Regions from separate parts of the Homo sapiens genome. Here regions 2 and 3 are each linked to region 1. Evidence: chromatin contacts called from ENCODE Hi-C or POLR2A ChIA-PET data. All regions are on one chromosome and are shown on one strand. Each heading gives the region's core, a stretch centred on a gene start or an enhancer-like site at or near the end of the contact. The rest is flanking DNA. Distances are from core to core; before and after follow the strand shown. Region 1 overlaps BCL2 (BCL2 apoptosis regulator). Region 2 has its middle 270 kb from the start of BCL2. Region 3 has its middle 240 kb from the start of BCL2.

Region 1 (2,545 bases), core at 35-2,534:
AATTTCATTTTGCAATTAATGAAACTTTCAAGACCTATTTCCCCTCTTTTGAAAAATTTCTAGTTATTTTTTTCTTGCCTTTTGGGTAATTAGGAGCAGCAAACTACTTCCACTAAGAACTAAAGGCAGTAAGTATGGCAACAAAAATACCAAATGTCAAAACAAATGTCATTTTCCGAGTTCTGAAACGCCCATCTCTCAGAATTAAAAACATTCCATGTCACCTCTACGGGTCTTTGGTTGCTAGCTCTCAAATGGATTCACGTTCTGATTTCAGTAAAATTCAACCAAAAGCTTTTAGGGTTTTTAATCTTCCTTGACAAAAATACTTAACCTTCTCCAGCCTGGGAGGTACCGTCTTTTCCTGCCTGTGAAACTCTACCAGTTTGGTAATAAAACAAACCACTAATTTAGTTGTTTATTATTCTTAGCCTAAAGATGTTTGCGTGGCTAGCTGAGTACAAATGTACTGTATCTGCGCTTCTTCTTTTTAAAGTTTTAAACAAATAATCACTGAACAAAATCAGCCAGGAATGATCTTCTGCTCATGGGAACCGTATCCCAACCCAGAACCACACGCAGAAGAGTGCAGGGCCTCGAGGTCTGTTATCTCACCAAATAACTTTCCCTATGTGGTGAAAAACTGGTTAAATCACTTTTCCAGCGATCCCGGAATTTTCAGTTCAATTCTATCCCTCCTAAGTCACCAGGGCCTCTTTGGTAATGGATGAAACCATGAAGTTTGGTTCAGAGGAAGCAAAGACACATTCAAATGTGAGACTCAACTGCTCCCCGAGGATTCTTCCTGCTTCCTAGTTTTAGGTAGATCAAGAGCACTTTTAAAATAAACTTGGCGTTTGTTTCCTATTCCAATGGAAAATCTGACTGGAGACTCCACAGCGACAGCAAAGAACCCTTACTTTTCTGGACAATCAAAATCCGGCTTTTGTCACTCTAACTGCAGCAGGTCAGCACACAGGGTACCAGTGTGTCCCTGAGCGCGCTGACGAATGGATATGGTGCTGGCAGCCTTGGCCTGGGGGCACTTCTGAGGAGCTTTAAAAAATACTAATTCCTGGGTTCCCCTCTCCAGCCCAGATATTTTTATTAAATTGGTCTGAGATGTGGCCTGGGTGGCAGGATTTATAACACTTCCTGGATGATGTTAATGGAAGCCCTTTGAGGTAGAAGAAGGTAGACAGGACTGACTGGGAGCGCATCATCAACCACCTCTGCCTCCCCACTAAGAAGTCTAAGAATACCCCAAAATAGGGGTGCAGTGGTTGAGGAGAAAAGAGAGGAAGTCACGTATACTTTTGCAGGCTTTCATGCAAGGACCCAAGTGTGTGTGCTAAGCACAGTCCCCAAACAGGGGACCCCAGAAGTCCTATTCCTAAGATCTGAATTGCACCAAAGGTAGAGAGACTCTTCCTGGGGTTATTTGAAACAAGGCAGACTTTGCCTGGCATGTATGCGCCAGACCCAGCCTCTGCAGTGCTTATGTGGCAATGCTTAAGCAGCTCCCAGCACTCGACAGGGTACTTTAAACAACTTCATTAGTTTGAAATTTTAAATCCAAAAAAAGCTACCTTCAAATGTATGACTCAAGAGCATAAAATTTCAGAGCAGAGAACACCGCCAGGCTAGTAGGTGAAGCATCTTATTTTTAAATGGCAAGGGGGAACCTTGAGTAAATATTTGGTTGCAATGTATTCCAGGGGTGGGGGGTTTGGACGGAGAGGAACCACTGGTTTTTATTCAAAATCCTCCTCCCGCTGGGCCCAGGTCAGGCCTACACAGCTCTGGCTACAGACTGTGAGAATCCTGGAAGGCTCCAGGGGCTGGCTCCCACCATGCTCCACTCCAGCAAGGGCAGACGCCAGGAAAAAAATGGAAAGGGGGAGTCAGGCATGGAAGGTTTCAGACTTGCTGCAGGCAAAAGGCTGCAGAGCATCCCCAGGGAGCAGAGACCTCACAACCAGGCTCCCTACCTCGCTGTCCTTCAGGGCCGCCCACAGCTGGCTCACCTGCAGCTGCACCACCCAAGAGACAGAGACAGGCTCACACGCAGCAGCTGGAGAGAAGGGGCTGGAATAAGGATTCTTTCTAAACGGAAAAATAAAGATCACTGGGGGAACTTCTCGCCCATCCAGCAGTTTGTGTGTACTCAGCTCCCCTGGCAGGGAATGAGGGCCCGTTGTTCCCTGCTGAAGACCATTGCCCTGGAGATGGGATGGGTGGGAAGAAAAATGTCAGTAGGGGCTCTGTCCTTGCTACCTTCTCTCTCTGGCTGACCTCTGGAATTCTCTTTCTGGCTGACCTCTGAAACTGAGTTCTGGGAACGGAAGGGGACCTTGTGATGCTCCCAACATCTCCCCAAGAATGCACGCCCTTAGTTGGAGCTGTAGCTAGGTAAGGAGTCAGCTGCAAACTGCACCCTCCCCACAATCTTGTGACAGGGGAACATATGCAAATATGAGATGGGTCACTGCCGGGGAGGTACTGGATGGGGGATGTGTTCAGGAGGCTTCTGCCAGCCATGGAC
Region 2 (2,545 bases), core at 16-2,515, 230 kb before region 1:
CAGAAAGTGTTAGGGAAATCTAAATACTGTTAATTTCAATATGCCTTTGCCAATAGACTATTTTTGATAAAATGCTTTTACCTTATCAAGGGCTTTACATCTATTTTATTTGAGACATTGGAGCTGCTAATTTAGTTCATTTAATTTATGGAAAATGTCTGTCATCCTATGAACAAATTGATAAAGTCAATCCTCATTGTCTAACCAATCAGTGAAATTACTGAGGCTTTCTGTTAGAAACAATCCGCCCTCATTCCTCAATTCAAGTGAATGTGTTAAGATGTGTCTCTGAGACAGTATCTCACTTCAAAGAGTGCTGTGGGATAAAGCTTACAGACTTGCCACCCACTGCATGTGAGTTTCTCTCCTTGCTTGCTTTCTCTCTGGTGGCAAGTTCTCTGTCAATACTTAGGAGATAGAAGAGGAGAAACAACAGTTTAAAACAGTCTGAGCATCTAAGTTGGATTAAAAAACTCCATCTCTGAAGCTATGTTTTCCTTTAACAGAAATATGTGTGACTGCAAGTTTATGATGTTTTGATTAAACACCAATATGTCAAATTGCCCTTGGCTTGATGCTCTAGTCTTTATGTTCTGGGGCACCCACAAGAGGTGCACTTTTCTTTTGTAAGGAGGGAGAAGAGCAGTTGTGAATGGGAGGTTGGCAAAGGAGACCTGGTCCGTTCTCAGCAGGTCAGTATCTGTCAAAATTCTCAAGGAAGTTGCAGATCTGGAAATCTGTTTGCATTAACCCAACTCTAGAGTGCCTACGCCTGTGGAGGCCCACAGACTTTTGAGGAGAGGTACAAAGAGTTGGATTAACAAAAATATACTCCCAGATCCCCAACTTCCCTGGGAGTCTTGCCTGATACTGATGTTCCTCTTGCCTGAAAGAGTTCCTACCACCACCCAGAAGGTTAGCAAAGCAACCCTCCTTTCTATTCTATAGGGTTTATGAATGAGGACCAGAGGCTTCCAGACCCTTCCCTTCACCCCTACCCCAGACCTGCACCCTCTCCAACCACATGCTCAATGTTGGGAAGAGTCAGGTGCATGGTGCCTTTAAATATGAAACTTAGAATGCAAGTTAGGACCAACATGATTAAAATATTCTTTTTTTCTTTTTGAGACAGGGTCTTGCTCTGTTGCCCAGGCTGGAGTGCAGTGGTGCAATCATAGCTCACTGCAGCCTCGACCTCCTGGGCTCAAGCTATCCTCCCCACCTCAGCTTCCTGAGTAGCTGGGACCACAGGCATGCGCCGCCACCCTGGCTAATTTTTTTTTTTTTTTTTTGTAGAGATGAGGTCTTGTCATATTGCCCCTGCTGGTCTTGAACTCCTAGGCTCAAGCAATCCTCCCACTTCAACGTCTTAAAGTGCTGGGATTACTGGTGTGAGCCACTGCACCCAGCCTAAAATATGGTTCTGATTCTAGTAGACAATGAGTTTTCTGGAATAGTAGTGCAAATTTTAATCCAACCTAAAAAAATTCAAAATAATTATTAGTCAATATTCTAATTCACATTGTGGAGGAAAAACTTTTTGCTAGATTCACACGTCAGTAGTTTTATAAGCAGGCGTGAAAACACAGTAGTCAAGAAAAGGAAACCTCAATCAAGTAACAGCAGGAAGCCTTCACTCACTCCACCTCCAGTAGCCTTTAAAAACAGAAACAAGGGGCCGAGCGTGGTGGCTCATGCCTGTAATCCCAGCACTTTGGGAGACTGAGGCAGGTGGATAACTTGAGGTCGGGAGTTCAAGACCAGCCTGGTCAACATGATGAAACCCCATCTCTACTAAAACACAAAAATTAGCTGGGCATGGTGGTATGCACCTGTAATCCCAGCTACTTGGGAGGCTGAAGCAGGTGAATTGTTTGAACCCAGGAAGCAGAGGTTGCAGTGAGCCAAGATTGTGCCAATGCACTCCAGCCTGGGCTGCAGAGCAAAACTCCATCTGCAAAAATAAAAATTAAAAAAAAAAAAGAAAACAGAAACAAGCAACATATGACACACAAAATACACCTCTCCTCGAGCAAAGGCTAGAGCATTTTTCCAAGATGGGTTTTTCTTGAAGTTTGTTTCAGAGGGAGTAGAAAGGCCAGGAATCACCGCAGATGCACTTGAGCCCCACTGGGAAGGGAGACGGCCTTATCTCGAGCACTGGCTTGGAGGATGGGGGCTGGGAATATGTAGGAGGGAAAAGAAAAGAATGAGCTTGTCAAGTTTTGGTTGTCTCAGTGCTTCTGAAATAGGTGGAAATTATAGCTCAAGTCCCTTCACCATGGGAACATCTGGAATATAAGTACTTCTGTGCACATTAAGAGGACTATTTATAGTTTTCTACGAATGTTAGGGAAGGCAATTATGTAAAATACTACTATATTATTAGGTATCTGAAAAATACCAGGCTTGCAATAACTGTTTGCAAAGATCTAAAAGCGATTCAGACTTTCACAGATCTGTCTTCTCCAAGTCGGTAAGTACTGGTTTATTTTCCTGATGCAGCAACACCACTCAATTTGAGCTCAAGTCTCTGCTGACACCA
Region 3 (2,545 bases), core at 28-2,527, 200 kb before region 1:
TGAATCATAGGGGCAGTTTTCCCCATACTGTTCTTGTGGTAGTGAATAAGTTTCATGAGATCAGATGGTTTATAACCATCTTTTCGCTTGGCTTTCATTCTGTTTGCCTGCCACCATGTAAGATATGGCTTTGCTCCTCCTTACCTTCCGCCATGATTGTGAGGTCCCCCCAGCTATGTTGAATTTTGAGTCAATTAAACCTCTTTTTTTAAATAAGTTACCCCATCTCAGGTATGTCTTTATCAGCAGTGTGAAAACGGACTAATACAGTTGTACAACCTATCATCACAATCAACTTTACTTACTCAGTTATCAGTTGATGCATACTTGGGTAGTTTCCAGTTTGGGCTATTATAAATAATGCTGCTATGAACATTTGTGTGCAAGTTTTTGTGGACATGTGATTCATTTGGCGTGAGTATATATGAGGAGTAGAATTGCTAGGTCATTTGGTAACTTTATGTTTAAGCTTTTGAGGAACTGAAGACTGTTTCCGAATGACTGTACCATGTCAGTGTAAGAGGGTTCTAATTTTTCAACATCCTCACCAATGCTTGCTATATTTGTCTTTTTTACTATAATCATCTTAGTGGCTGTGAAATGATATTTCGTTGTGGTTTGATTTGCATTTCCCTGATGGATATTTAAGGGTACTCCGTGATACTGGGTTGATCATTCTATTTCCAGGTGACTTCACTTCTAGGTATTTTTTCATTTATGTTTCCTAAAAAATTAATTTTTAAAGAGAAAAATCATCATAGGATACTCAAATTTCCATTTTAAATTTAAGATCACAGGGTTTTATTCTTTGGTTTGTATTTGGATCTCTTTTTCTCTCACATTGAAAATCTGGTTTCTAATGACATTAGCATAATTACATATTTGTTTCATTCTACAAAATACATATAATAGTTTCACAAGAACAAAACCAATATTTAAAAATTTTGTTCTATTCTTTTTGTCCTTATTGTATGCCAAACTGGATGTACAATTAGATTACTGCAATGCACCAAATTGGTGGTTCTTAACAGGAAACAGCTGCAATCCTAAGAATCTTTGAGAAGCGTCCATCAGCTGTCTAAGCATGCAGCAATGAAGCAGGTGGTTCTCAAGTATTCACTGGGCATATCAGGTCTGCCCCAACACCTGGTTACATCCTTATTTGGAGACTGATAGCCTCAACTCTTCCCCTACCAATCAGATTTCATGGGACTGCAAACTTTAACACAGAGTAATACAGAGAAGGGGATGCTGGGAAATGCAGTTTCAGGCTTCTACCTTACACAATTCAGAGAAGACTGTAGGAGGAAGTGGTGATGATGCCAAGCTGATACAGACACAGACACATCCATTCAGTGCATCAATCTTTATGTCTTCTCTTGTCTTACTAGCCTCCAGGAAAATGTTGAATGGAAGTACTGAGAGTGAACATCTTTGTCCCGTTCTTGATTTTATAGGGCATGCTTCCAACAATTCTTCTGTAAGGATGTTTTTTGTACATACTTTCTCAGGTTAAGGAAGTTTATTCACTTCTAATCCTAGTTTACTATGTTGTTTTTTTTTTTTAAATCATGAGTTAGTGTTGAATTTATCAAATGCTTTATCTGTAACTATTGAAACAATCATATGATCTTCTTTCTTAATCTTTTAAAGTGGTAAATATCATTTGATTATCTTTTCATCCTGAACCATCCTTGCATTCTAGGGATAAATCCTAAATGATTTTTTAAAAATAGATCTCTGGATTTCGTTTGCTAATATTATGTTAAGACTTTGATAATGTCTGTGATTGAGATTGGCTTGTGATTTTCCTTTCTTATCTTCCCCTTGTTTGGTTTTGGCATCCAGGTTTTACTAGTTTTATGGAATTCTTACTACAGCCACAGGCCCTGCATGAGACAGGCCATCACTACTTCTCTAATCGCATTTCCTACCACCCTCCCTGTTACACACTCTACTCAGTCTTACAGGTTCCATGCTGTTTCTCAGACAAATGAGTGCACATCCCCGCCTGACCACCCTCTCTTAAAGCTCTGTCTCCTCAATCTCTTTCATTGTTCTGCTTAGCTCTTATCATTACCTGATATATGATCAACTTACTGTGTTCTGTCTCCCTCCCTCTTCCAGAAGGCAGTGTCTATGAGGGCAAGGACTTTGCCTGTTTTGTTCCCTGTCATTCCCTCAGCACAGTGAACCATATTTATCAAATAATAAATATTTGTTCATCAGTGAATAAATGAATATATTTATCCATGTTTGAAGAAAAGAGGAAGGTTTCTGTACGTGATCCACTCAGAAGTCAGATTTTTCATTTGAAAAAATTGTAACTTCTATTTATACTAGAAAAGGGAGGAAATTCTTACACATAAGCAGCATGCAGAGAAATACTGCTGAAGATATCAGTCTGCTCTGCTGCAGCTGGTAGCAGGAATAAGACTGATTGGCCAACTGTCCATTCTATTCCAAACTTTCCTTGTCTTTTTCCAGCATCTCAGTTGGTTGAAATTCTTTGCTTGAGAAAGAGACCTACGTTTTCAGTCCTGAG

The links. Hi-C counts contacts between places; a loop is a spot of excess contacts on that map. ChIA-PET counts read pairs that join two places held with the same protein, here RNA polymerase II (POLR2A). Pooled maps may share reads with other maps.
Region 2: a pooled map shows a loop between it and region 1 (2.0-fold over the local background). The contact joins two enhancer-like sites. A Hi-C loop is called at or near these places in 1 of 50 pooled maps. POLR2A ChIA-PET finds 5 or more read pairs at or near these places in 2 of 52 experiments (H1 and activated CD4-positive, alpha-beta T cell).
Region 3: a loop to region 1 is called in a pooled map, with 2.9 times the contacts of the local background. The contact joins two enhancer-like sites. A Hi-C loop is called at or near these places in 2 of 50 pooled maps. POLR2A ChIA-PET finds 5 or more read pairs at or near these places in 2 of 52 experiments (PC-3 and T-cell).

Annotation. Positions count from the first base shown.
Region 1 is chr18:63,283,072-63,285,616 of GRCh38, forward strand. All of the region lies in intron 2 of BCL2 (BCL2 apoptosis regulator), which reads right to left. Among named protein-coding and RNA genes, the nearest start is that of BCL2, 35 kb to the right of the region's middle. Within about 2 kb of position 1,285, at least 6 of the 41 ENCODE cell types and tissues checked have a DNase peak (open chromatin) inside an H3K27ac peak, as active enhancers do.
Region 2 is chr18:63,049,571-63,052,115 of GRCh38, forward strand. No RefSeq gene overlaps it. Among named protein-coding and RNA genes, the nearest start is that of BCL2, 270 kb to the right of the region's middle. Within about 2 kb of position 1,266, at least 2 of the 41 ENCODE cell types and tissues checked have a DNase peak (open chromatin) inside an H3K27ac peak, as active enhancers do.
Region 3 is chr18:63,078,119-63,080,663 of GRCh38, forward strand. No RefSeq gene overlaps it. Among named protein-coding and RNA genes, the nearest start is that of BCL2, 240 kb to the right of the region's middle. Within about 2 kb of position 1,278, at least 2 of the 41 ENCODE cell types and tissues checked have a DNase peak (open chromatin) inside an H3K27ac peak, as active enhancers do.